5 separate regions of the Homo sapiens genome follow, and regions 2, 3, 4 and 5 are each linked to region 1. A link is a contact called in ENCODE Hi-C or POLR2A ChIA-PET data. All regions are on one chromosome and are shown on one strand. Each heading gives the region's core, a stretch centred on a gene start or an enhancer-like site at or near the end of the contact. The rest is flanking DNA. Distances are from core to core; before and after follow the strand shown. Region 1 holds the start of INO80D (INO80 complex subunit D). Region 2 has its middle 170 kb from the start of ICOS. Region 3 holds the start of FZD5 (frizzled class receptor 5). Region 4 overlaps PARD3B (par-3 family cell polarity regulator beta). Region 5 overlaps KLF7 (KLF transcription factor 7).

Region 1 (5,008 bases), core at 1,468-3,967:
CTGCAACCTCCGCCTTCCAGTTGAAGTGATTCTCCCGCCTCAGCCTCCAGAGTAGCTGGGATTACAGGCATCTGCCACCACACCCAGCTAATTTTTGTATTTTTAGTAGAGACAGGGTTTCACCATGTTGGCCAGGCTGGTCTCAAACTCCTGACCTCAGTTGATCCACCCACCTCTGCCTCCCAAAGTGCTGGGATTACAGGCGTGAGCCACTGTGCCTGGCCTCAAGTCTTGAATATTTTGCTCAATTGATGGATAAATATCATAGACTATAGCTAAGCAGAAGTCAAACTTTATAAAGAGAAAAGCACTGAAATGCTAAGCTGATGCAGCATAGCCCTATCCACTGACAGACAAGTTCCTTTGGTCACAAGGGGCATTGCAAAAAAGGGTGCAGCCAGCTTAATGCAAACAAGCACATTTTATTTTAATTTTTGTTTTTGGAGAAAGGGTCTGGCTGTGTTGCCCAGGCTGGTCTCAAACTCCTGGGCTTAAGCAATACTCTCACCTAGGCCTTCCAAAGTGCTGGGATCACAGACATAAGCCATGGAATCTGATCACATTTTAATTTCTTGAAAAATTCAAAACATATCTATAAAGTCATGTCATATATAAAGAAAAATAAGTTGTTAGAAAACATGTTTTTCAATTTCGCCAGAGGTCTAGTTAAGGGATTTTCCTTGTGATAACTAATGTGTTTGATGTCTAAATGTTTAAAAAAAATATTGTAAATAGAACATAGCTTCACAATTGAGGTTTCCAAGATGATGAGAATCAGTTAATTTTACTTAACTTTTTCCACCAAACAAAGAGGAAGAAAACCACAGAAGAAAATCCAGAATAGGCCGGGCGCGGTGGCTCACACCTGTAATCCCAGCACTTTGGGAGGCCGAGGCGGGCGGATCACGAGGTCAGGAGATCCAGACCATCCTAGCTAACACAGTGAAACCCCGTCTCTACTAAAAATAGAAAAAATTAGCCGGGCGTGGTGGCGGGCGCCTGTAGTCCCAGCTACTCGGGAGGCTGAGGCAGGAGAATGGCGTGAACCCAGGAGGCGGAGCTTGCAGTGAGCTGAGATCGGGCCACTGCACTCCAGCCTGGGCGAAAGAGCAAGACTCCGTCTCAAAAAAAAAAAAAAAAAAAAAAAGAAAATCCAGAATATTTAGGTAAGTACTATATTCAAAGTTATATGATAAAGATAAGGTTCAGCTAGAAACTAATAAATATCCGATATATGCATTACATGAACTCACTTTTAAATCAGGACAATTTCTAAATTTGGAAGTTATTTCTAAATGTTGTGTAATAAATTTTACAAAGAAATTAAATATTCTACTGATTCAGGGCACTAATATAACAAATTCATTCCTGCCAGGTTAGTCAACATGTGTTAGAAAAATAACTTTTAATACAAGATTTAAATCATCATCCCCAGTAGAACATACAAAGATAGTCGGTTCTTTTTCTATTATTTTTCTCTTTCTTCACAAAAATAGAAAAATGTCTCTGCAATTTATCCTCCAATAAGCGTTCTATTGGAATCGATGTAAATGGGTACCCTTTGTCCCTCTCACCTCTGTGCTAACAGCATTGTTTAACTCTGATCCCATTTATCTAGTAAGCTTTGCTCATTTAAAAAAGTAAATTCATGACATCCACTGCAATATACAAAAAGTCTATCATACAGGCTGGCAGCACATTGGAAGTTCTGAACTAACATAACTAACAAAAATAGCCACATTTCTCAATTCTGTGACACAAAAAGCAGATAGCAACATGTGTAATGCACCAAAGATCTAGCTAGAGTTTAAAGAATCTAAATAAATAAAAAAATTAAATGCCCGGATATAATTCTTAATAAGCTATTTTACCTCAAGAAAAATCTAAGGCTGTCTTTAAAATCTCTTTCCAGTTTTACTGTATCCTTTCTGTATGGGCAGCATAACAGAATTTCCAGAAACAGGGGCCGTTTTTAAATCCCCAGTGATAGCTGCCTTTATCTGCACTGTGGAAAATGACACACTGTATCATGCCTTTCTGGACAGTCCATAGGTTTTATTTACATTGCTTTGAGAAACAGACGAAAGACATGTTTTTTTACAATTGTCTTACAGCAATCTGTTCTGAGAGTAACATGTAACACAAATTTTTATATGCAATATATGAAAACATAAATATTTATATATACAATAACATAACCAGACAAATAAATGAAGTTACTATTAAGTCTCTTTAAGTATAAATTTACAAACTGACCACCAGCCACAGAACTTAGCCCTGTAATGGAGAAAAATTATTACTGGCTTAAAAAAATATTAAAATATCACTGTCACTAACATGAAAAAAATTAAAAACAGAAAATAAAAAACAATAACCACCGGAAAACCTGTGTCTTGTAAAGATTTCTTTCCATCAGAAGATGCAGAAACATTTTTCCCCCTGGAGCAAATGAAAACGTTTCTCATGCACCCCCCGTTTCTTCCCTGCTTTCTCCCCCAGGCGCGGGTGTAGACGGCCGGTGTGGACTTTTTTCCAGAGATGAGAAGTAAAAATTTGTACTTTATCGGGAGCGGGTGCACTTTTCCCCCTGGCCCCCCTTTGCTCTGCCTCCAAGATGGTAGGAAAGTTGTCGTTTCGGAGGGCAGAGGAGCAGCTCTCTGGTGTTATGTCCTCGCAGTGCCTGTAGTGGTGCTGTAGGAGGCTGCTGCCTCTTCTTGTACAGCCCCGGCAGCCCTGCCTTCTTGGCTGGAGAGTATATTCAGGGATTTCCCCTTAATAATCACCGACCCTGGGAGCACTTTTTAGTTTCCAAAATAAAAATATGATCCTCACCCCTCTTGCTTGACAGGGAAAGGCTCTCGCCGGAGCCCAGGGGGGAGCAGTAGCAGCGGCAGCCGAGCTTCCTAGTCCATTGCCAGCGCCTCTCACTCTGATCTGTCAGCCCAGCCGAGGGAACAGGGGGGAAGGAGAAAAAAAAAAGCAGCTGAAAGGTAAGCAGAGGCGGCCCCAGGCCCGGCCCACATCCCCGGGCTCCCGTAGGGCGGCGGGCTGGGCCGCGCAGGCTGGGCGGGCGGCGAGCGCGCTTACGTGAGGCCGGGGATTCGCCGGCCCACGCCAGGCCCCGGGCGGAGAATGAAAGGGTGAGTGGGGCCGGCGCCCGGGTGGTGGAGGCCGGGGGCCTGAGGGCCTCCGGGGCGCCCGCGGGCGGCGACGGCGGGCGGGCAGGGGTCCAGCCGGAGCCGGAGTGGGGCGAGCGGAGCGGCCTGCGCGGGCCAGGTGGGGGTGTGCGGCGGGAGGGGGGGGCGCCGGTAGGCCTCGGGCCGGTAGGCCCCACGGCAGCCGCGCCCTGCCCCCGCACCCCGGGCCTCCGCGCGCCCCCTCGAGTCCCCCGGGGTCTCCGGGTGGGACGGCGGCGCTGCTGGGCCGAATCCCGCGCCGGCCCGGAGGCTTTCCCGCGGGGCGGCAGGCCCGGGCTGCCGGGACAGGGGCGTCAGGGCCTAGGAGTGGGGAGTGGGGAATGGGCGCCCGGCTCCCCTTCCCCCGGGTCTCTCGCAGACGGCCCCCAGATTCCGGTAAGAGTTGAATTTATTTATCCCCCTCCTCCGCGCTCCGGACGGCCAGGCCGGGGCGGGGCGGGGCGGGCGGCCTGGCGGGCGTGGGGTCGGGTGGAGGGGCGGTGAGGAGTCAGGTGCAGCCGCGGCCCAGAAAGTTTCCTTTTAGGCCCGAACTGGGGGCCGCTGTCTCTCCGGGGAGCCCTGGTCCTAGCGCCCGGGACCCCCCAGGGCGTGGGGGAGCGCACTCGGCTATTTTGAAACTCTTTGCCAGTTCCTGTCCATTGAAGAAGGTACTCCGCCCCTGCACCCCTCGCCCGCGCCCCACCCAACTCCCCGCGAGCCCATTCGGGGCTGCTAACTCCAGCCCCTTCCCCCTAGAGCCCCCCAGGTTGGGGAGAGGGCCTTCTCTTCCGGTTTGGAAAAGTTTGCAAGGGGCTTTTCTTAGCTTTATTAGTTAGTGACTGGGTTTTTGGGGTGGGAAGGAGGAGGTAAACTCAGGTGGTGTTTCTGCCGGACAATCTTTCCCTATTGCCTTTTTTAGCCCTTACCCCACCAACTGGGGGTGTTATTTTCAGCTTGAGTACCCACCCCCTTTCATCCCGATTCCTTTGGGTCCAAAATCCCCCTTCTGGACAGCTCCGGCGGAGAGGAAGATGTAGGGAGCAGCGAGGAGACTGTCAGTGAGAGGGGCAGGATCAGGCAGGGTTTCTGGAGCAGTCCCCAGATGTAGGAGTTTCCCCTCCTTTTTGGTCACTGTCCGGTAAAACCAACACCGGAACAGATCCCAAGGGGGAGACGTGGTTGTCAGATGGCTTGGAAGCCTCCGGGATTGGGAGGAGGGAGAGGAAGTGGGCAGGGCAGCTCCCGAAACAAGGTCTACAGTTTAAGGATCAGTAGTTCATTTATTCTGATAATCACTGTTTAGTTTTATGTGACATTCTTGTATTCGACCTAGAAATAGAGTAATGGAGATTTTAAGGAAACCTAAACTTGTTATTGCTACAACTCAGAAGGGTCTGTGGAAGAGCCCTCGGAACCTAGCAAAACTACTTTGGTTTTGGGGTGTGTGTGTGTGTGTGTGTGTGTGTGTGTGTGTATGTATAACATTTAAACGAAAAAAAAATATATGTGTATGTATATATTTTATATGCATATATAAACACATATATATTCATACACACACACGTATGTTTTCTGTTTAAATGGATTCAATTTTAGCTATATTTTGGTGCCCTGAGCTCTGAACGTTAAAAAAAAAAAAAGTGATAAACATAAATTTCCAAATCTCGATTTTCTGCTTTTCAGGGACAGGATGTTTCCCGTGGCTATGCTTACCTCCTTGTTGTTCTTGAGTGTTGACATTGAAATGTTAATAGACCCTGCCACCCCCCACTGCCAGTCCCCAGTGTGGGCGTGTTTGGAGAGGTTATTTTGCATCGTTTAATTGTTGGTTT
Region 2 (5,008 bases), core at 1,831-4,330, 2.0 Mb after region 1:
GCGTCATATCCGTCACACTCAAAAACCTCCAGCTAGTCATGCAAAGAAAGCTTAGTTGTTCGATACCCTGCAACACCACCATTTACTAACTCTGATGTCAGCTTTTTCTTCCCCACTAAATTTTAGCACTATAATCATGCTGCAAACTCTGTCTGTTCAATGGAGGTTTTTACCCTTTGCCTTTAATGTAAAATGACAGCCAAATCTTCAGAAGGTTTGGTGTTAAGATTATGTCTTTTACATTCCTACAGTCTCTGTTGTTTAGTTCAGCTTGTCACGCTGTCAGATAAAGGCCCATGGAGCGTTCTACAGGAATTATTAATGAAGATTTGACCGGTTTTTCTTCTGGAAACAGATCACTTCACTTTTCATCTCACTGCTTTTTACATTAACAAACTAAAAATAGCCATGAGTATTCCAGGGAAGAAATTACCAATATTTGGCAGTATATTTCTTGCTTTCCAGTTGTTAGATTTGGTTCTTTGCCTAGTTAGGACACAGATAAATGTGTAAATCTTAATAGCATAATCCCCAAATTAGTATCCCTGTATCTTTACTCAGAACATGAAGAGCTAAATCTGATTTCAAAACACCTTGTTTTAAGCATAGGCCTTACTTGGCTTGCCCTGGAAAACAGACATTTAAACACAAAGTTTGATGACGATGGCTTTAGGAAAGTGGCCCACACTGAATTCACCAGCCCAATTGCTGTCCTTCTGCAAACATCCATTCAGAACGACATTGACAAGTGAATCTCTGCCAACTACCGTCTTGTAATCCACACTGCTCTTGTTTATGTGTGCAAATTCACTGTGGTTTGTTGCAGTTCTCTGCTCTGTAGAATCCATTGTAGCCCATCTTCATCTGAGCTCCTCTTTAACAGAGAGAGCCACGTGTGTCAGAATATCATATGGATGAAGTTTGACATCTTTATTCGTCTTCTATTTATGGGATGAACGTACAGTTAAAAGGTGGCTTGAGACCATCAAACCCACATCTAGCTGTGATCTAAGTGGAATTTAACGTAGGTCTCCTGAGGTGAAGGGAGAAATGAAGGAAAGAAATGAAGTGCCTGTTTCAATTTAATACTTTAGGCCAATTTTTTTTTTTAAGAGAAAAAAAATCAAAGGGCTGGGACCTTCCTTGGCCCCCTGAAGTTTTAGGGTTTCAGATGCTCAGAGATACAATCTGCACAATTTCTTGGCATCTGTTTTTTCCAGACAGTATATTACCACTATAAAGTAGCCTGAACAGTGGGGTCCTCCCTACTGGGGGCCCACTTCAAAGGCAATGTTTGATGTCCCCTGATGCTGCCTGTGGGTGAAAGCGCAGATTGTTGTGTTTCATTTATTAATTACTTAAAACAGAAAAATAAAAGCCAATTTTCTTCTAAATTTCTCTCTGTCTACTTTGAGTTAACATCCTCCAATCTGGTTTTTGTCATACACGAGTAATTTTAGTTCCAAATACTGGTATGATGTCATTATTTAACACCTTTTTATCTAAGGATATTGGCGTGTCTTGCAAAAGAGTATGTTGCTGCTTTGTCCTCTATTTAGAAAACAAACATTGAGAAACTAAGAGAGACCACTCCACTATTCCAAAATCACACCATACACATAGTTGGAGATAGGAAGAAAGCCCGGATTTCTTATTCAATTTCATCAGAAAAGGAGACGTCTTCCCAGAACACTGGCAACTCTGGAATCCCCCTGAAACCCAAAGAAGAAAAATGTCCCCCTACTTCCTCATGAACCAAATGTTCCACCAAGCTTTACTTAGAATTAGTTATTTCACTCCAAACCCGGTCTGCTTTTTGCTGAATATTTTCTCAAAACTAAAGCCAGTCAACAGAGTTCTCTCTGGTGTGAAGCAAAACAAAAACAATCCAAAGTTTTTATGTTGTCACCAGACAAAAATTTGCTAAGAACAAGCAGAAATGAGGAGTTAATGGATCCCATATGTGGCCACTAACATAGGTTTATGAGATTTTCCAAGAGATTTCTGAAGATTCCTATAGCACAAAGGAAGATCAAACAGCCACTTTCCTGTCAAACAGGGCAAAAAATGCTCCATCCATAGTTCCCCCTGCATTTATTTTGGTAAACCTGGAAAGAAAAGGTGGCTGCAATATCTGCCTTACAGGGAGCTGACCACAACATGTGGTATACTGGAGCAGGAAAGAAGGTCCTTAAAGACGTCACCTGTGTCCTCACAGCACAAGCAGACCTGCCCTTAGAGCCCACTGCTTGGTATGAGATGTAGCCTCTGGGGGAGGGCTGAGCAACGGAGAGGGAGAGCTGGACAATTTTCTTCATCCGGGAAAATTGCACACACACAAAAATAGCTGCTTTCTTCAAATGTCAATCAGCTCCTTCAAGTTTCAAGCTTCACTGAGGGGTCAGAAGAGGCATTTCCTCTACACATATTTCAGTATCACATCGGGACGTTCAGCCACACACAGCTTCCGGCACGGGGGCTGTGGTTGTGTTGGAGTTAACCACACAGGGCACAGGGTGAGGGAGTTGTCGTTGTTGTTCTTGTTTCTGTTGTTGTGATGGAGGCGGGGCAGCTGGTGGGGTTAAAACGGTTTCCATTATTATTATTTTCTTTCCCCCTTTGTGTGCTATGAACTCTGAACTAGACAAATGAGAACTATCTCCCCTGTTATTAGTAGAATGTCTTCTGTGAGCAAATTCCAACCACTAGAATGTCCGTGTGAACTGCAAAGGCAACCACAACAGTTTTGGAAACTGGGGATGATTGTGGGGCTCCTGGACCGCTGCCCTCCGCCCTGCAGCAGGGAAACAGAACACCCTAGACAGGTGGGGAAGGAGTGGATGGGGGTGAGTCTGCAGGAGAGGAAGCCTGGCCGAAATGTGCTTTTGGATAAAATGTCCCGATTAACCAAGAGCACACAAAATGTGCAGACTGGCAGCACAAGGCCTTAAGCACCCGCAAAGCACGCTGAGTCTTTGGGCTGCTCTGTGACAGGGAGATGTGTTTACCCCAGACAAGTTCACCAGTCCGACAGCCGCCTGAGGCCAGTTGGAGAGGAGGTTGAAATGTTCCACAGTGTGAAGAGTCAGCGCGATCTGTAGAGATAATGGAGCATTCGGTTTGACATCCAAAACTGGTGTATCCAGGAGGAGCGGGATTCTTGCTGGGAGGAGAGACAGTAATTGTTTTTAGCAAGACAGATAAGACATTCCGGTTTCTGTAGATTCCTCCCCAACCAGGAAACAACTGCCTCCAATGTCAGTGCTAAATATTGAAATCAAGGTGTGCAAATGCCTCAGCTTCTCTCCACCGCCTGCTGCATGATTACTTTCAAATAAGAATGTCCTTCCTTCTTAATTTTACACTTAGATAGGTAAAAACATCATCAATTTTAGCAGACTGTTTAGTTTTAATCTGATCAAAACAATCATTCACTAAGAACCTTCTAAGAGATTATAGGAAACATTAATTGTGTAGCTGGACTGGGATACGACTGGAGGGAGGCTTGTAAATAAATCCTAGGACTTGAGTCCAAGAAATATAAAAGGAGAGAGAACACAGAAGCTAGTGCAGATAGATGCCTGATGTCTCCTTTTAGGTGAGAGCATAGAAACATGTAGAGCTTGTTTCCTCTGAGGTTAGATACCGTTTAGTCCTTCCTTGGGTATTCCCATTTACGGCTGTGGTCAAGTGAATCAGCCACAGACGTTACTATTACTTAAAAAGAAAACCATTTTCTCTACATTGGTGCTAGTTCCAAATTGTGTCTGTGTGATCGTCCCTCCCTCAGCCATCTCATTTCCAGGGCTGACAAATATTTAGCCTACATAAATACACATTTGGGGAGATCCTACGCCATTTCTCCCTCCTCGTGACCCAACTCGTATTCTTCAAAACATCAAACAAAACAATTCGCAGAATAAAGTTGCCTTCCGAAAGAGGGATTTCCCCCTCCAGTTTCCCTCCCACTTCCACTAGGTCAGTCTGTCTTTCTTCCCTCCTACTCTCCTATACCCCTTCACCCTCCCCAGCAAACTCTGGAAAAACAGTAGTAACTAACATTTGTGCCTTTGGCAATAAAACCACAGGCCTCACAAACCCCAAATGGCAAAAAGACATTTCCATTCCAATCCCAGTTTTAAATTAAACTGTAATGAAAAATCAGCAGTGGCAGCTGGGACCAGAGACACTGATTGTCTCTAGGAACAAAAAGGAGGGGAACAGAGGGGGAGAGGAAAAAGAAAAGAGACTGCAAGGAAGCCTCGCTCTGGTAATAAAGCAGCTGGTAAACCTTCAAGTAAAAAGAAATTAGAAAAACAAATCTAGTGCAGAGACAAGCAAAGATGGCTGTTTTCCTCTACAATCACAGTGAGGCAGACCACAAATCACCCTCCACTTTATGAATGGACAGGAGGGGGTGGGGTGGGAGGGAAGATGAGTGGGCCTGTGCTGACACCTGGAGGAAGATTAGGGAAATTCTCGGGGGGTTGGTCCCACCCCCACATTCCGTGAATGAGTGGGGATTTTGGCTTTCTCAGTGGTCATAGTCAATACTGAGGCTACAAGGAAAAATAAGAAGACCTCATTGCCTTCTTAAAAAATATTTTTAATTGATAAATAATAATTGTACATATTTTTGGTGTACATGTGATACTTTCATACATGTATACAATGTGTAATGATCAAATCAGGGCATTTAGGATATCTAAACCTTAAATTTTTATCATTTCTTTGTGTTGAGAACATTTTAAAACTTCTTTTCTAGGTATTACAAAATATACACTATTTTATTCTTTATCAGAAAAAAAATGCATTGAAGAAACCATTTGACTTCAACATGAGGGTTAGAACAATTCATGTAGCTAAACTGAACCCAACTGCGCAGGCTTAACTTTGATTTTAAAAAATACATGGCACAGGTATCTTCATCAGACATGAGAAAAGAATACAGCATTTGAGTATTTCATTCTATAGTCTTTAAAGCTTGCAAGATTCTGCAGATCTTTCA
Region 3 (5,008 bases), core at 2,509-5,008, 1.7 Mb before region 1:
CCAGTTTCTTCATCTGAGGATTAAACGACGTCTAGCACCCTGCCTAATACATGTTAAACAGCCAGCATATTTTAAAGTGCCTTCAAAATATAGACAAAAAGCAACACAATACAATACAAAAACATATACGATATAAAATGTCTTGCTCTCTCCTTTTTTTTTTTTTTTTTTTTTTTTTTAGAGATGAGGTCTCACTATATTGCCAAGGCTCGTCTTGAACTCCTGGGCCCTAGTGATCTTCCTGCCTCAGCTTCCCAAAGCGTTGAAATTACTGGCATGAGCCACCTTGCCCAGCTGAAATAAGTTTCTTTCCATAAAGTTCTCTGCTATCACTATTATTATTAGAGATCTCCAAGTAAAATTAAGATTTTGCTGTTGATGAAGAAAAGGTTTACAAACCAGTAGATAACATTGTTTTCTTCAGAACCTTTACTGGAAAAGGGTCCTGATTCAGACCCCAAGAGAGGGTTTTTGGATCTCATGCAAGAAAGAATTCCGGGCGAATCCATAGAGTAAAGTGAAAGCAAGTTTGGTAAGAAAGGGCCGAGCGAGGTGGTTCATGCTTGTAATCCAGCACCTTGAGAGTCCGACCGAGGCGGGCGGATCACTTGAGGCCAGGAGTTCCAGACCAGCCTGGTGAACATGGCGAAACCCCGACTCTACTAAAAATGCAAAAAATAGCAGGGTGTTGTGGCGTAGGCCTGTAATCCCAGCTTCCTGGGAGGCTGAGGCACAAGAATTGCTTGAACCTAGGAGGCAGAGGTTGCAGTGAGACGAGCTTGCACCCCCACTGCACTCCAGCCTGGGCGTCAGAGCAAGACTGTCAAAAAAAAAAAAAAAAAAAAAAAAAAAGAAGGAAAGGAATAAAGAATGGCTACTCCATAGACAGAGCAGCGGCATGGGCCGCCGGTTGCCCATTTTTATGGTTATTTCTTGATCATATGCTAAACAAAGGGTGGATTATTCATGAGTTTCCGGGAAAGGGGCGGGCAATTCCCGGAACTGAGGGTTCCTCCCCCTCTTAGACCATACAGGGTAACTTCCTGACGGTTGCCATGGCATCTGTAAAATGTAAACTGCTTTGGCATTGGTGGGAGTGTCTTTTAGCATGCTAATGTATTATAATTAAGTTACAATAAGCAGTGAGGACGACCAGAGGTCACTCTCCTGGCCATCTTGGTTTTGCTGGGTTTTTGCCGGCTTCTTTACTGCGCCCTGTTTTATCAGCAAGGTCTTTATGGCCTGTATCTTGTGCTGACCTCCTATCTCACCCTGTTGACTTAGAATGTCTTCACCTCCTGGGAATGCAGCCCAGTAGGTCTCAGCCTTATTTTACCCAGTCCCTATCCAAGATGGAGTCGCTCTGGTTCAAATGCCTCTGACAGAACCGTGTGAAATAACACAAATATTCTGGCTAAATTCCAGTGTGAGTGATTAACATTCTCCAACTTCAAATAATTTTTATTATTAGCCAACACTTGTCCATCCCCAGTAATACACACGTTGCATAAAGAGCACAGAATGAGATGGGCCTCCCTTGGCATGTTCATAGTCTGCACATACTTTCCACTGAGGGCTTCCCTTTCTTGCTCACTGCTATGCCCACAGCTTTTCAACTCCCACTATTTTCAACCCTGGGATGCTTCCTGACCCAGAGTGGCAAGTAATTCCAAAACACAAGAGATAAAATATGAACACCTGTAGAATTCCAGAGAAAGAAAGATGTAAGGTATATTTATTCATTTATTTAATTATGTATTTTAGAGTTGGGGGTCTTGCTATGTTGCTCAGGCTGGTCTGCAAACTCCTGGGTTCAAGCCATCCTCCCACCTCAGCCTCCCAAAGTGTTAGGATTACAGGCGTGAGCTATGGCGCCCGGCCTTTTAAACGTTTATTAATAGTTTTGATATCCGCGAAGTGATTGATATTTGTTCCTTTTTAACTTGGAGGCTGGGATTAACACACGTGTTCTTCATTATTGCCCACAAAGCGTTGTTGATACGCAGGAGGGGAGTGGCACTTCCGCAATTTATTCTTCCAACCTGTGCCAATGGGATCCAGCACAGGAGATGGACAGTAACCCGCGGTTGATCTGGATCTAGTCCAGTTAGTCCAGTCCCTATCCCTTCAAGTGTCCCCAGGCCCTCTTGCCTATTTTCGCCCTTTGCCCAGTGGAAGGAAAAGTTTGGGGAGAAGGAAAAAATTTAAACCCTCTTCCTAGGCGTGTGAATGTATTTCAAGTATGCTAAATACCTCAGTCTTCCAATCTAATTACAACACATAGAAAAGAGGCATTTTTAGGACATTTAAAACTTGTAGCATAATTGCGCAACTGAAGAGCGCCGCCGTGTCCCCGCCATCGGTGCGCCCTCCGACCCCCCGCGGCGCGCAAGTGCGCGGCTTAGCAGCAGGCAGCCGGGGACGGAAGGGCACGGGGAGGCCGGCGCCCTGCCCAGCACAGAACCCTGGGTCGGTATCGCTTCTCTCTGCGGGCGACTTCGGAACTGCCTGGGATTATAAACCTCGACCAATAAAGGACTCACATCTTTCTGGGTCTTCTAAAGGCAGAAAGAAATCCATTTTCTTGTCACAACAAGATTTTGTTAAGAGATGCAAAAGTAAAGGTCGAAGCCAGGGAGGCTGCGATAGTATGGGGGGAGGGGCGGCTACGATGGTGAGTGCCGCTGACCAACTACCTGGGTTCGAATCCCAGGGTTGCCATTTGGGCGGCTACTATGTGCCAGGTGATCGGAATACGGAGGTGAACTTGCTTGCCGAGGTCGCCCTTTCTTGGGGGAACTATGATTAGCTCGGTTGCCTTGGCCAAGTCTCAGTCTCGGTTTCTTCACCTGTAGGAAGTACCTGCCTCAGAATTGTTGTAAGGAGTGAGATCTTGTCTTAAGATGTAAACGGGCCGGGCGCGGTGGCTCACACCTGTAATCCCAGCATTTTGGGAGGCCGAGGCGGGCAGATCACGGTGTCAGGAGTTCGAGAACAGCCTTACATGGTGAAAGCCCGTCTCTACCAAAAATACAAAAATTAGCTGGGCGTGGTGGCGGGCGCCAGTAATCCCAGCTACGCAGGAGGCTGAGGCAGGATAATCGCTTGAACCCGGGAGACAGAGGTTGCAGTGAGCCGAGATCGCGCCACTGCACTCCAGCCTGGGAGACAGAACAACTCGTCTCAAAAAAAAAAAAAAAAAAAAAGGATGTAACCGATTAACACTTTGTTGGGCACACAGTAAAGGGCTCAGTAAGTATCCTCTCTTCTTTCACACAGTTCCAAGACAGCTCGGAAGGGAGACAGCCACGCCTAAGAGTGATTCCTTGAGCAGTTCTTTCAAAGAAGCACTGAACTCTGTAAGGACGCTTAGCTGCAGGCAGAAAGGGCAGGGGCCCTGGGAGCAAAGGTGCATAAGCCAGGAAGTTACAGGAGCGAGTCCTGCACCCAGGGCGCGGGCAGAGAACTCCGGAGGGACTTCTGGCAAGGGCTTCCCGCCCGGGTGCCCAGAGCGGCATGATTAGCATTCGCCCCGCCCCCATCTCCTCCAGGCCCGCGATTGGTCAGCGCTCCTTGGCTGCCCGCTCCTGGCGGGGCCAGAGGGCGCCGGGGGAAAGGCCGAGCCCGCGGGGCAGTGGGCGGGGACGCGCGGAGAGCTTGGCGAGGCGGCCCACCAACCGCGCCCGGGCCTGAGGGGGCGGAGCCGGGGCGGGGCTTCCCGGCGGGCATTAGAAGCAGGTGACCCGGGCGGGGCGGGAGAGGGCAGCCAGCCTGCGGCCGTGAGTCCGCTGTGGTCGCCGCCGCGCGCGGTTCCGTGCTCGCCAGAGGTGGGCGAAAGGGTGCGAGAGCGCGGGGGAGGAGCCGAGCAGGGCACGTCCCGAGAGCGTCGCCACCGCCCCCAGGAGTCCACTGGAGCGCGGAGCCCCCTGCAGGGGAGGAGGCGAGCGGCGGGCGGGACGCGGCGGCCGGCGCTCACCATGCAGTCCCGGCCTGGCCAGCGCCGGCTGCTCGCGGTGCTGTGAGGCGGCGGGGTCCCACGGCCCCCGCCTCCCGCCTTCCTCCCGCCCAGGTGCTGCCAGGCGCGCTCGCCCTCCGTCCGGCTCCCGGCCCCGGGGAGAACGCACGGCCTGCCCCTGCCCGGCTCCGTCTGGATCATGCGGGGGGCTCCCGAGGAGGAGAGGGCGAGTGACCGGCCTGCGCCGCCCCTGTTCTGGGGGCGCCCCCCACTCTGAGTCGCCCCCACCTGCTGCCATGTGCCGCTGCCACGGGTACCCAGCCTGTCGCTAAACTTTCCGGGCGCCAGCCCGGCTCTGAGTCGCGCTTCTCAGCGGAGTGACCCAGGGACGGAGGACCCAGGCTGGCTGGGGACTGTCTGCTCTTCTCGGCGGGATCCGTGGAGGTGAGAACCTTCCCTTTCTCCCTGTTCTTCTCCCGTTTCCTGTGCCCTTTTCCGGGAAGCTGAGGGTTCTGGTCTCCGGGCACTGCCTGAAGGGCCCAGCTTGGAAAGAGAGGGTGGGGGAGTCGGTAGTTTGGTTACAGGAGGCGGAGCGGGGAGGAAAGGAAAGGGGTTAACTTAAGAGATTTGGAGACAGCTCGCGGGGACCGAACTGTTGACGCCTCTCCAACAGGGAGTGGTTGCAATCTTTCTTCTCCCCCTTCTTTTTTAAAGAGTCCTTTCCCTGGAATCCGAGCCCTAACCGTCTCTCCCCAGCCCTATCCGGCGAGGAGCGGAGCGCTGCCAGCGGAGGCAGCGCCTTCCCGAAGCAGTTTATCTTTGGACGGTTTTCTTTAAAGGAAAAAGCAACCAACAGGTTGCCAGCCCCGGCGCCACACACGAGACGCCGGAGGGAGAAGCCCCGGCCCGGATTCCTCTGCCTGTGTGCGTCCCTCGCGGGCTGCTGGAGGCGAGGGGAGGGAGGGGGCGATGGCTCGGCCTGACCCATCCGCGCCGCCCTCGCTGTTGCTGCTGCTCCTAGCGCAGCTGGTGGGCCGGGCGGCCGCCGCGTCC
Region 4 (5,008 bases), core at 1,223-3,722, 1.1 Mb after region 1:
AACAGATCAAGCTGTTTCAGTATTTCCTACTTTCACTGGGCCAAATAAAGATCTTAGCAAAATTTCAAATAAGATACAGAAAAAGTAAATAACCAAATGTGTATATATTGGGGCATAATTCATCATAAGGCTTTATCAGATAAAGCAAATGAGAAAATCCTGAGCCAGTCACGAAAGCGTGTCCAACTCTGAGTGACTTGTCCTTAAGATGGATCTTCTGTAAATAATTAAATTAGTGGATTTTTTTTTTTTTTGCCTGCCCATCTGGGTGGAAAGAAAATTTTAAAAAATCACACATACACACTCAGAGAGAAAAAAAAAATCTTAAAGGCTAAACATTACATTTACATTGTCAGTACAAAAAGGGCTTTACCATATATTAAATTGTTAACAAGATTCCTGAATTGCAAACTGCAAAAGAAAATCAGCATGGTTACTATAAATAATTTATTTAGGAATGATTAGAAATTTGTGAGAAAATGTAATCTATTTCATGGCCACAAAGATGAATATGTATAAATAAAAAATCTGAGTCATAACTTCAACAAATTTTTTAATACAGATAAGTAATTTAAAGGCATTTTGTAATAGACATGTTAAACCTTATTAGGCTGTGAAAAGCAGTACTTGTATTTAGAGAACAGAGGGCAATTCTGTGTGGCTGTGTTTCGGCTGCCTCAGAGTGCCTGAAACAGAAGAGAGCGAGCTGGGGACTGGCTGCAAGGGAGGACGATGGTGGTTTTACTGGTGGGGGCATGGGGAAGAGGCCAGAGGTGCATGGCTTGGTTTTTTTCCTCCCCTTTATTAAAAGGACAAACTGCAAATCATTTTATCAGTGGTCAGGGGAACTACAAGAAGCTGAATATGACAGCAGTGCTGAAAATATTTTTACTACTTAGGGACTAGGCCTCTGCAAACATGACTTCACTGGACTTACTATTAAAAGCAATCTGCAAAAGAGGCTTAAAAACCCAGGGGTCTAATATCAAGTGAATGGTAGGAAAGGTGACCTTTCATTCCGTTTGTTTATTAGAGGATCTGCAGACTCCGTCTCAGTGTGGGTCCAGCATTGGTAAGAGGCCAAAGGGGAGATGGTGAACTCTGTTTTTTTAGAGGTCACATAATCAACTTAGAAAATACAGCTGGAAAAAGGACAAAAATGAGAGCTTGGTTTTATGTACTGTCTTATATTTTTGGTTAAATGGTTACATGTAAATTCCTTTTAATAATTTTCTATTTTATTTGAGTACAACCAACTTAGTATAAATTTAACTGCTAAACTTAGCCATCAGATATAGCACACAAAATTAAAGAGACAAAAGGGTAACTGAAGCAGGTAGAAAAAAAAAGAAAATTGAAATAAGACTAAAATACAAAAGTTAACTGAATATAAAACAAAAAAATGAAAATACAAGTTCTGTTAGGATGGTGGTAATTTTTATTTTTCTGAAGTGTAACACTATATAATTTTAATAAGTAATATCTCATTTAAAATGCATTTATAAAACTATAGCATGTTCTCAAGCAAACTTCATCATTTTATTTTAACAAAATGGTAGGAAGTGATCAACTATGAGGCCTATATATATTCATCTGCAAAAGGAGGTAATGCCAGGCATATTCAAAATTGTATATTTAAAATATTGCTCATAGTTTTACTCAATACAAACAAAAATTACTCCCATATGGTAATTACCTTTTAATATTTTTTAGGGGCTACTTGTCTTTAGGTATTGACTTTATTCTTTAACTAGTACCACTGGCCCTTTTACAAAGTATTAATTTTAAATATTCAATGAATAACGTGACATTCTTCCACAGAGCTACTTTTTCACTACTCTGAAAACAAAATCTAAAATAAAAATCAAAACAGCCAAGGCGTGGTGGCTCATGCTTTGGGAGGCTGAGGAAGAGGACTGCTTGAGGCCAGGAGTTCATGATCAGCCTGAGCAACATAGCAAGACCCATTGCTACAAAAAAAAAAAAAAAAAAATTAAAACAAAACAACAGTAGCAAAAGAGTGGTGCTCAAAATGGGTTAGAAACACTATAGCCTCCTTAGTCCTGATTTAGTTATAGTCACACCAGAAAGCAAGCACACACTTTGTTGACTATATGGCTATGACTGATTGATGACACCCTAGCAAGGTTACCATAGCTAATTACAACATTATTCATTTAAGCCTTCATGGAGGGGGAAAAAAAAAACAGACTCCCAGGGAAGGAAAGGAAAAAAAAAGAAAGAAAAACTATTCTATAACTGCTAACTTTTGAATAATCAGCCTCAACAGGAAACAAACAGGATGAAACTCAATGACCAAATTGTAACTTATGAATTCATCTACGCAATTTTAACTCTGGGTAATTTTAACTCTGGGTTTCACAGCCTACAGCAAAGAGCTTCCAACAACAAGGAACCCTCACATGCTTATATGCTTTGTAGTCAGAATTCAAAGGCTTCATCAGAAGCATAACCCATCCCTGAGCTTTAGTTCTGCTATGTGTGTGGTGTGAGTGTGTTTGTCTAGGATCAGATGCCAATACTTAAACTCACATTATGGGCACAGCAGCTACTTACACACAGCAGCCTAATTAAAGGAATAAACTTCCCCTTTCTTTACGTTTTCCTGAAGATCAGCGCCATAAAGGGATTTGGTTTGCTTAAAAATTGAGAAAAATGTTCCCATATGTTTCCTTTATGCAGTAAATTAGTCAAAATCAGATAGAAAATGGTCACAATTTTCAACAGGAATCTATAGCTACACAGTATTTGCTGAACACCACTGCAAAGAAAGAGAACTCAGTGTTTTGAAAATAATGATATTATAACAAACACATAATCATAATTTCCATTTCGGTTTTGAAGAATCACAAACACACATGGAAACAATAAAGCATCTGAGGCACCTTTCAGCTTTCAAGTCTCAAAAACAAGAATCACTTTCAAATAGAAAGTAGCTCATCTTCAAAGTTTAACACACAAGAGGAGAATAAAGCTAATACCACTTCAACTCCAAACTTAGATTACTTTATATCAAGGTAATCTAGATCACAAGCATGGTAACAGCCAAGTTTAAAGTACTTTTTATCCTGAAAAACTATTTAAATTACATTGCTAAAATAATTTAACTAAATAAATATTTTCCCATGAAAGCTTGAACCCAAATTAGCAAATTTCAATCAAGAAGTACTGAAAAAAATTATCAAAAGGTACAAAATAAAAAACTACTAATTAATTGGGGCCATAGCAGGGAAATTGGCAGAGGCATGGAGTTGGATTCAAACTCAGCTTGGTATTAATAAAACACTCAAGGAACCATCATGGCCCATTGGAGAAAGGACAGCTTATTTTATAGATGAGGAAACTGTGGCCCAGGGAGATATGGTGGTGACACATCAGGGAGTGACCTGGATAGCCTTGGTTTTCAATTTTTACTTTGCTAGAATGTGTCCCAAATTTGTCCTGATTTATTTTTTGTTTGGAAAAAGTTGGTTCTGATAGAGATAGGTTAAATGACTTATCCTGATCACACAGCTAGATCAAATACTGCAGGGTCTAGAACTAGCTCCATATCACTGACTCTCAAGGGACAAAGATTGGGTTGGGCCAACCTTGATCTATGGCCACAAAAAGCCTCTTATGGAACAGTAGGTGGTCAGGTACTAATCATGAAGGCAGTGTAGGGACTAGTCAGGGGAAGGACCGGGAGACTCCCACCCTCCTAAACTTCAAAATAATTTTCCTCACTAATTTGTCTTTTTTACAGATGGCCCTATATGTACATACTTAAAAAATCAGAAAGTCTATTAAAATATCCACGTTATTAAAAAAAACCCCACATCTATGGATCCCATTAGTATATTGGTTTTAGTGGAACTTTCCTACACATACAAACACACACACACACACACGGGATGAGAAGATAAGAAGACAGAAGCAAACTCATTTCTGAAATGTATAGGATTTAAAAGACATTTTCTCCACCTCCATTTCCTGGTCTTGTTCTCTCAGTAGCTTTTGATTTATACCTATTCATAGTATCTATTTATTAATTTACACTCTACTCAATTCCAAAAGGATGTGAGGTGCTATCACATATAGTACCTAAAATATATGGATAATTGAAATCTACAATTAATTTTTAAAAAGTCATGCAACTGAACAAGCACTGTTCTAGAAGCCAAGAAATGTGGGTTCCAGTTCTAGTTCCTTATTCAACATCAGAGTACACATTGAATTTTAACTTTTATTTGCTCATTTGTAAAATAATATCGATTACCTACACAATTGCTAATTATAAAATTCTGTGGAACTGCATATTTCTAGGTCAGCATTTCACAAACGTTTTTCTGAGGCATGCATACATCTTTTGAGTGGAGGTGAGGTTTTGGGGTAGATAAGCATTGGGATTCTGTTTATTGGCTACTTTCTAGACTTCTTCACCCTTTCTTCCACACTAGCATAACCAATCCTATTTGTCCAAAGATGGAGAATGAACAAATTTAAATAGCATCTAGAACTTAAGCGCTCAATAAATGTTATTTATTAACTAGAATCAAGCATCCATTGAAACCCTAATACATGCTCAGAAGAACCATGGGGTTTCACAGAGAAGACTTGGAAAATTCTCGAACTATAAATTTTTAAGTCCAAATAGATCATGTGAATATGATTCTTTCCAATTTCGCCTGGGATTTTGGTTACCACATCTCATCATTTAAATGAACTCTCAGGCCAGCAATCTCTGTACTATATGGTAACATGCTTTGGCTGATTTCAGAGCCACAGAATCTTAAAGTGTGAAAGTGATTTGCTACTTAGGGCTGAATCCCCAGGGTTCAGTCATTCAGCATTACATTAGAAAATCCATTAGAAAATAAATGATAGGAAATAATTTAGATGAATGAGGTTGGAATTATGTGGTTGCCCACTTGATTTAAAACTCATCTTACGAATTAAAAATATATACCCCATCAGCTTATAGGGCATGAGACTATGAACCCCTTTA
Region 5 (5,008 bases), core at 1,508-4,007, 1.1 Mb before region 1:
GTGGGAGTGGAGATCCCCAAGGGAAACACAGGACAACAGAAAGGGTCCCCTAAGGAGAAGGAAGACTGAGAGAAGGGAATATTCCAGAGGAGGTAAAGGGGAGGATCCCATAAAGCAAGGGAAAGGGGTCTGGTGCAGAAAGCAAGACGGGAAGCAGCAGTGACAGCTTTATATTGGTCTGACTCAGGGGAAGGGGGCAAATCCATATTGTTCCAGGCCTTGGTACTTGAAGAGCATAGGCCAGAAAGTGACTGGGAGTCCTCAGGGGAGGGGAGTGATCTAAGATATGCTTAATTCTAGTGTGTCTTGAATTCCCCCAAAGTAACCTGCAAGAGAAAATGGAGAGAATGTGGGGAATATACATGGTAGCTTCAATGGAAGGAAGGGTGATATGTATGAAGAGATGAGAACAGGAGAATCTCAAAAACACCCTGGCTGCATAGAGGGCTTTGTGCTTTATGTATTCACCTGTCCACTTGCCTGTTGGTCACTTTATATCAGAATGTTATTTACTTGTAGTCCTGCAGTTGACTGGCCCTTGCTGGAGCAGGGTCCATCACCCATCAGCAAGGGATGAAGACATTAGAATGGTCACACTCGTTCATAATAAACCATTGCAACTCTTGAGAAGGAAGTAGAGAATGCTCAATTTCATCGCTATAATTTATTTCTCTTTGGTGATTTTTTGGTTCTCTTTCTTTAGTTCATTCACTTAATTTCTCCACCCTTCTCCTTCCTTTCCTCATTCCTTATCTCTTTCTTCCTTTCCTGGGGTCCTTCTGTGTGCCCCACACTGTGCTAGGTGCTGAGGATGCAGTGGTGAACCTGACATTGCCCATGCTCTTGTGGAACTTAAAGTCTAGAGGTGGACCTGGAAGATAAATAGGCACAGAAGTTTAAATTGTGATTGGGAAATAAGGGAAAGATTAGGGTGCCAGGAAAGAATACTCCTTAGTGACATTCACAGTCACATCTGACATAATGAAGGAATATTTCTACTCATCTTCCCAAAAATATTCTTCTCAAAAACTTTTCCTGAAAGTTTACAGTTACCACTCAAAAGGAATCTAAAATGGAACAGACATTGAGAACACTTACAACTGACACCTGTATTTCATTTATGATTAGTCTCTTTTTGGGTTTGATAACTTCCCATCCATGTATCTACCTGTAATTTTCATCTTGCTAAGCAAAAAAGTTGTCATACTTTATATAGTAGGTATATTGCCAGTGTTGAATAGATGTATTATTGTTTAAAGGTTCATTAAAAGAAACTCTCAACTTCTTTCTTAGTGTATTTGTAGTATTTCTTCCATTGGAAAAAAATGAGTGAAGAATAGGAAAAGTTATTGGGTCTTTCCATGTTACATATTAAATCATGTCAAATAAGAGATTTTGACTGAGCCTGCCAGTAAGGTCTTAATGATACGTTACTGCACAGTATTTCCTAACAAAGTCTGTATACATGTAAGCAGCAGGTAGTTATGGTCATCAGTGGTGGCAATTCGTTTTTACAATATAGATACGAGAGTTCCATTCCTTAAGTTCTGCCCCAGAACGGACTGGTGAGTTGTCACTGTCCCTGTTGACAAATGTGAATAATAACTAAAAATACTTCAGGCTGCATTTGTCTGATTCTGGCTTGGTATGTGGCTAAAGGGGAAAAAAACCTTTCTGGGAAGTGTGATGCTTCTTTAACAGCAAATGGATTGAATTGATGCAAGTCTGATGTGCAACAGGGGGTACTTAACCTTCTATCTAGAATCAAACGCCAGAATTGGAGAAGCTGAAGCCAACCACGACTTCATAAAGATAAGACATTTACTTGATCTGCATGACTGGAGGAAGGATTTGGGGACTAAGATGTGTTTGAAAACTTAGTTGGTTTACTTTTAATGTCAGCAGATTTGCTGCCCTGAAATGACAGATATGGAAGCTGCTTGGGGATAGTGGCAGGATGACCGAAAGACCAGCACAGATCTTCAAAGAAAGGGGAAGACTGAGCCACCCTGTGTTCATTGGGTATCATGGGAGTTGGTGATAGAGGCAGTTGGCTTGGGTCATATGACCTATGAGAGGGAAACAGTGACCCAGCTGGGTGGGAGTCCTAGGCAAATCAGAAGGAACACAAGGATAGGGTTGGTGGTGTCATTTTCATGAAGTAGAGCTATTATTTCGTTCTGGTGAAAAAATGTATAAGTGTTCATTTGGGTACTTGTCGGTAACCCAAGAAAACAGAGTGAAAAATGATTGACAGTGGATGCTTTAAAATTTGTGACTGCAGATGAAGGAGCATCCCATTTGTATGACACATTTAAAACTTCTGCCTTAGGTTAGTCCCTTGACATGACTTTTCACTTGCTGGCATTTTGGAAGTCTATGCCAAATGACAGCTCTCTGCCACCCAGCCTTTGCTCAGTCTAGCTATGCTTTTTTTTTTTTTTCTCCCCCCCGCTGTGACGACTCCTAGACCAGGGCCAGGGTTTTTATGGGAGCCTCTCTACATTGCGTTCATCTGTTGCGCTTACACAAGCAGTTGCCTCCCTTGAGTTAAGACTCTAATGAAGCATGCTTTCCCCTGGAGCCAGCCTGCCCCTCCCCTGGCCTCTCTCTCTCCACCAAGGCAGAGAGCGAAGCCCTCTCTTATGATATTGCAGAGTTAATAATGCTGCTCTATTGGTTTTGTGAGCCTCTCAGTCACAGGGGGAATGTGTGGGGGATGGGCCCCAAGCTAGGAAGTGTGCCTCCTCTAACTCTCTTTCCGGCCCTGAAGCTTTTGTTTTGAATCTGGAAGCTTCAGACCAGGGCTGGATTTCCAAAGGTCAAATGTGCCTGCACATTTTGTCCTTAATGAGTGAGCCTTGCCCTGGAGCCCTCGCTGAAGGCGCCTGCGTTGAATCTGAGTAGTAGCCACAGAAGCAGTAGCTCCATAGCCAAATCCATTTGCCTGACATGCCACCCTTGAGAGAGCCTCCACGAGCCACTGAGGGTTACTGGCCAGGAGAATGTGGTCATAAATGCATGTCTACAGGAATGGGTGAGGTTTCCTTTTTGCTTAGAAAGCCAGAAAAACATCAACAGAGAGAGGCTACAAAGCAGAAAAACATACCCAGACTCCGAACCTTCAGTTCCCTCAACTGACAAAATACTTGAGGGTTTTAAATAGAAACAGTTTAACTTTTTTTTTTTTTTGGTAAATGGAGGGATTTTTTTTTTTCATGTCATTTCTTTTGTTCCTCTTCCTCATTTTCTTCTCCTCCTCCTCCTTTTACTTTAAACTTTACGTGTGAAGATCAACTGATCTCTGAGGAACTGACGTTTCTTTTATTTGATGATGAGAATTTCCTAACTCATTGTTGATCTTTTTGCTTCAGCTACCAGGCAAATCAGAGATGAGTTTAATTCTGTGCTTAATCCAGTGGCATTGTATTTTAGCTAAGATTTTTTTTGATAGTATTTATTTCCATCTTTTTGGGTTTTGTCCTCATTTTGATTTGTTATGTTTTTGTTGTTGTGTTGTTTTCTAAATTGGGAGTATCAGTCTGAAAAAGAAAATGCCTTGAATGATTTCTTTGACATTTAGGTTCAGGAATATCACTGGGCAACATTAATACGGCTACTGGGTTTCACTAATATCTTTTGAGCTCTTTAATCTTTCCCTGAGTTATCACTGAAGATCTAGAGAAACAGCTACTGCCTTTTAGAAGTGCGTTGGCAAAGCTTAACCCAGAGCAAACCACCAATGTAATTGTCAGCCAAAAATAGAAGACATTTTTTAGGCCCGAGGGCATGCATTTCTTGCTCCTCCGTAATGTGTACCCCATTCATCAGAATCCTAGACTGCTCATCCTTTTCCAGACACACAGTGGGGCTTTCACCTCTCTACACCCTTGCTCACACTGTGTGCACTTTTTAGAATGTCATTGTTCCCTTTCTCCACTTGGCAAAAGTTCACTCATTTGCCAAGGTCTGTTTCAAATGTGACTTCTTCACAAGGCCTTCACTGACCTCTGCAGGGAGAGTGAGTGGGTTCCTTCTCTGTGTTGCCATACCACTTCATTCAGCCTAGTGCTTAGTCGCATGTGCTGTGTTATCTTGAATTGCATGTATTTCTATCCCTCTCTTCCTGTGATACCATGAGCACCTTGTAGGCAGATATTGAGCTCTAGAATCGCTTGAAGTCTCCAGCACAATGTCCTATATAAAGTGGAAGCTCAGTAAATAACTGTTGAATTAATTTGAAAGAAGTACAAGATAACAGACCCTGCCCTGAAAGGCCATCAGAGTTCAAACAGGTGTCACCTGTTTATCTTAGCAGAGCTTTTTCTCCCCAGGCATTCATTATCTTATTGGGCAAAATCTACCAATCTCCCAGTCACCTCAGTGAAGAGCATGCAATGAAAAATAATAGTAGCTCCTAATCAAGATTTTTAAAAAATTCATTGAAGAAGTATTTATTGAGCAGCTATTGATTATGCCCAAAAGAAGTTTAAAGCTTGGTGCCAGACCTCAAGGCTCATTGGATTTGTCAGAGCTCTTGCCTCTTCCTGCTTGACATTTCATGGTGCCTTCTCTACAGATTTCTCATTCTTGTGACAAGATTCTTATTGAGAGCAGGGATTCCAGCCGAGTACTGCGGGGCAGGAGGAGCTGAGCAGGGCCGAATGAAAGTGCAGCTCATCATTATTTCCTTCAGCTGGGTCTCTCCTCAAATAAGGGATTTCTTAGGGAAACTGTGGGACGTGAGGCTTAAGGTTCTCCAGCTGATAACTACCCTAAGAGACAGTTATACCATAATTTGGATCCACAGGGAAGAAAGAACTGCCCAAATATGCCTCTGTTTTTTTCTTTTGCCTCTGCTTTCATTTGAAACAGAAGGCTCAGACTGGCAGCTGTGGGCCCTTTGCTTGTCTCACGCACTCTAACTTTTTAATACTCATTGCCAACATTGAAACAATTGGAGAGATTCCACATAAACCCCAAAAGATTTGGGCTTCCTTTAAAAACA

What was found. A loop is a pair of places that touch in the nucleus more often than their neighbours do. ChIA-PET counts read pairs that join two places held with the same protein, here RNA polymerase II (POLR2A). Pooled maps may share reads with other maps.
Region 2: a loop to region 1 is called in a pooled map, with 8 times the contacts of the local background. The contact joins the enhancer-like site here to the promoter of INO80D in region 1. A Hi-C loop is called at or near these places in 5 of 50 pooled maps.
Region 3: a pooled map shows a loop between it and region 1 (8-fold over the local background). The contact joins the promoter of FZD5 here to the promoter of INO80D in region 1. A Hi-C loop is called at or near these places in 9 of 50 pooled maps.
Region 4: a pooled map shows a loop between it and region 1 (5-fold over the local background). The contact joins the enhancer-like site here to the promoter of INO80D in region 1. A Hi-C loop is called at or near these places in 3 of 50 pooled maps. POLR2A ChIA-PET finds 5 or more read pairs at or near these places in 2 of 52 experiments (activated naive CD4-positive, alpha-beta T cell and naive thymus-derived CD4-positive, alpha-beta T cell).
Region 5: a loop to region 1 is called in a pooled map, with 11 times the contacts of the local background. The contact joins the enhancer-like site here to the promoter of INO80D in region 1. A Hi-C loop is called at or near these places in 4 of 50 pooled maps.

The regions. Positions count from the first base shown.
Region 1 is chr2:206,083,883-206,088,890 of GRCh38, reverse strand. It overlaps INO80D (INO80 complex subunit D), which reads left to right and starts at 2,717. Exons shown (of 11, transcript NM_017759.5): 1 at 2,717-2,990. INO80D-AS1 (INO80D antisense RNA 1) reads right to left here and starts at 4,236. Exons shown (of 2, transcript NR_186084.1): 1 at 4,143-4,236; 2 at 1,387-2,934. RefSeq lists enhancers at 2,461-2,570, 2,581-2,630, 2,135-2,954, 2,681-2,970, 4,599-5,008 and silencers at 3,021-3,230, 3,311-3,480, 3,501-3,700, 3,741-3,790, 3,692-3,986.
Region 2 is chr2:204,107,894-204,112,901 of GRCh38, reverse strand. No RefSeq gene overlaps it. Among named protein-coding and RNA genes, the nearest start is that of ICOS, 170 kb to the right of the region's middle. Within about 2 kb of position 3,080, at least 13 of the 41 ENCODE cell types and tissues checked have a DNase peak (open chromatin) inside an H3K27ac peak, as active enhancers do.
Region 3 is chr2:207,768,656-207,773,663 of GRCh38, reverse strand. It overlaps FZD5 (frizzled class receptor 5), which reads left to right and starts at 3,758. Exons shown (of 2, transcript NM_003468.4): 1 at 3,758-4,399; 2 at 4,670-5,008. The coding sequence starts at 4,925. RefSeq lists silencers at 926-1,401, 3,458-4,137, 4,478-4,537, 4,948-5,007 and enhancers at 1,873-2,693, 2,858-2,907.
Region 4 is chr2:204,968,820-204,973,827 of GRCh38, reverse strand. The region is part of intron 3 of PARD3B (par-3 family cell polarity regulator beta); the gene reads right to left. Among named protein-coding and RNA genes, the nearest start is that of PARD3B, 430 kb to the right of the region's middle. Within about 2 kb of position 2,472, at least 2 of the 41 ENCODE cell types and tissues checked have a DNase peak (open chromatin) inside an H3K27ac peak, as active enhancers do.
Region 5 is chr2:207,141,605-207,146,612 of GRCh38, reverse strand. All of the region lies in intron 1 of KLF7 (KLF transcription factor 7), which reads left to right. Among named protein-coding and RNA genes, the nearest start is that of KLF7, 22 kb to the left of the region's middle. RefSeq lists an enhancer at 3,830-4,331. Within about 2 kb of position 2,757, at least 30 of the 41 ENCODE cell types and tissues checked have a DNase peak (open chromatin) inside an H3K27ac peak, as active enhancers do.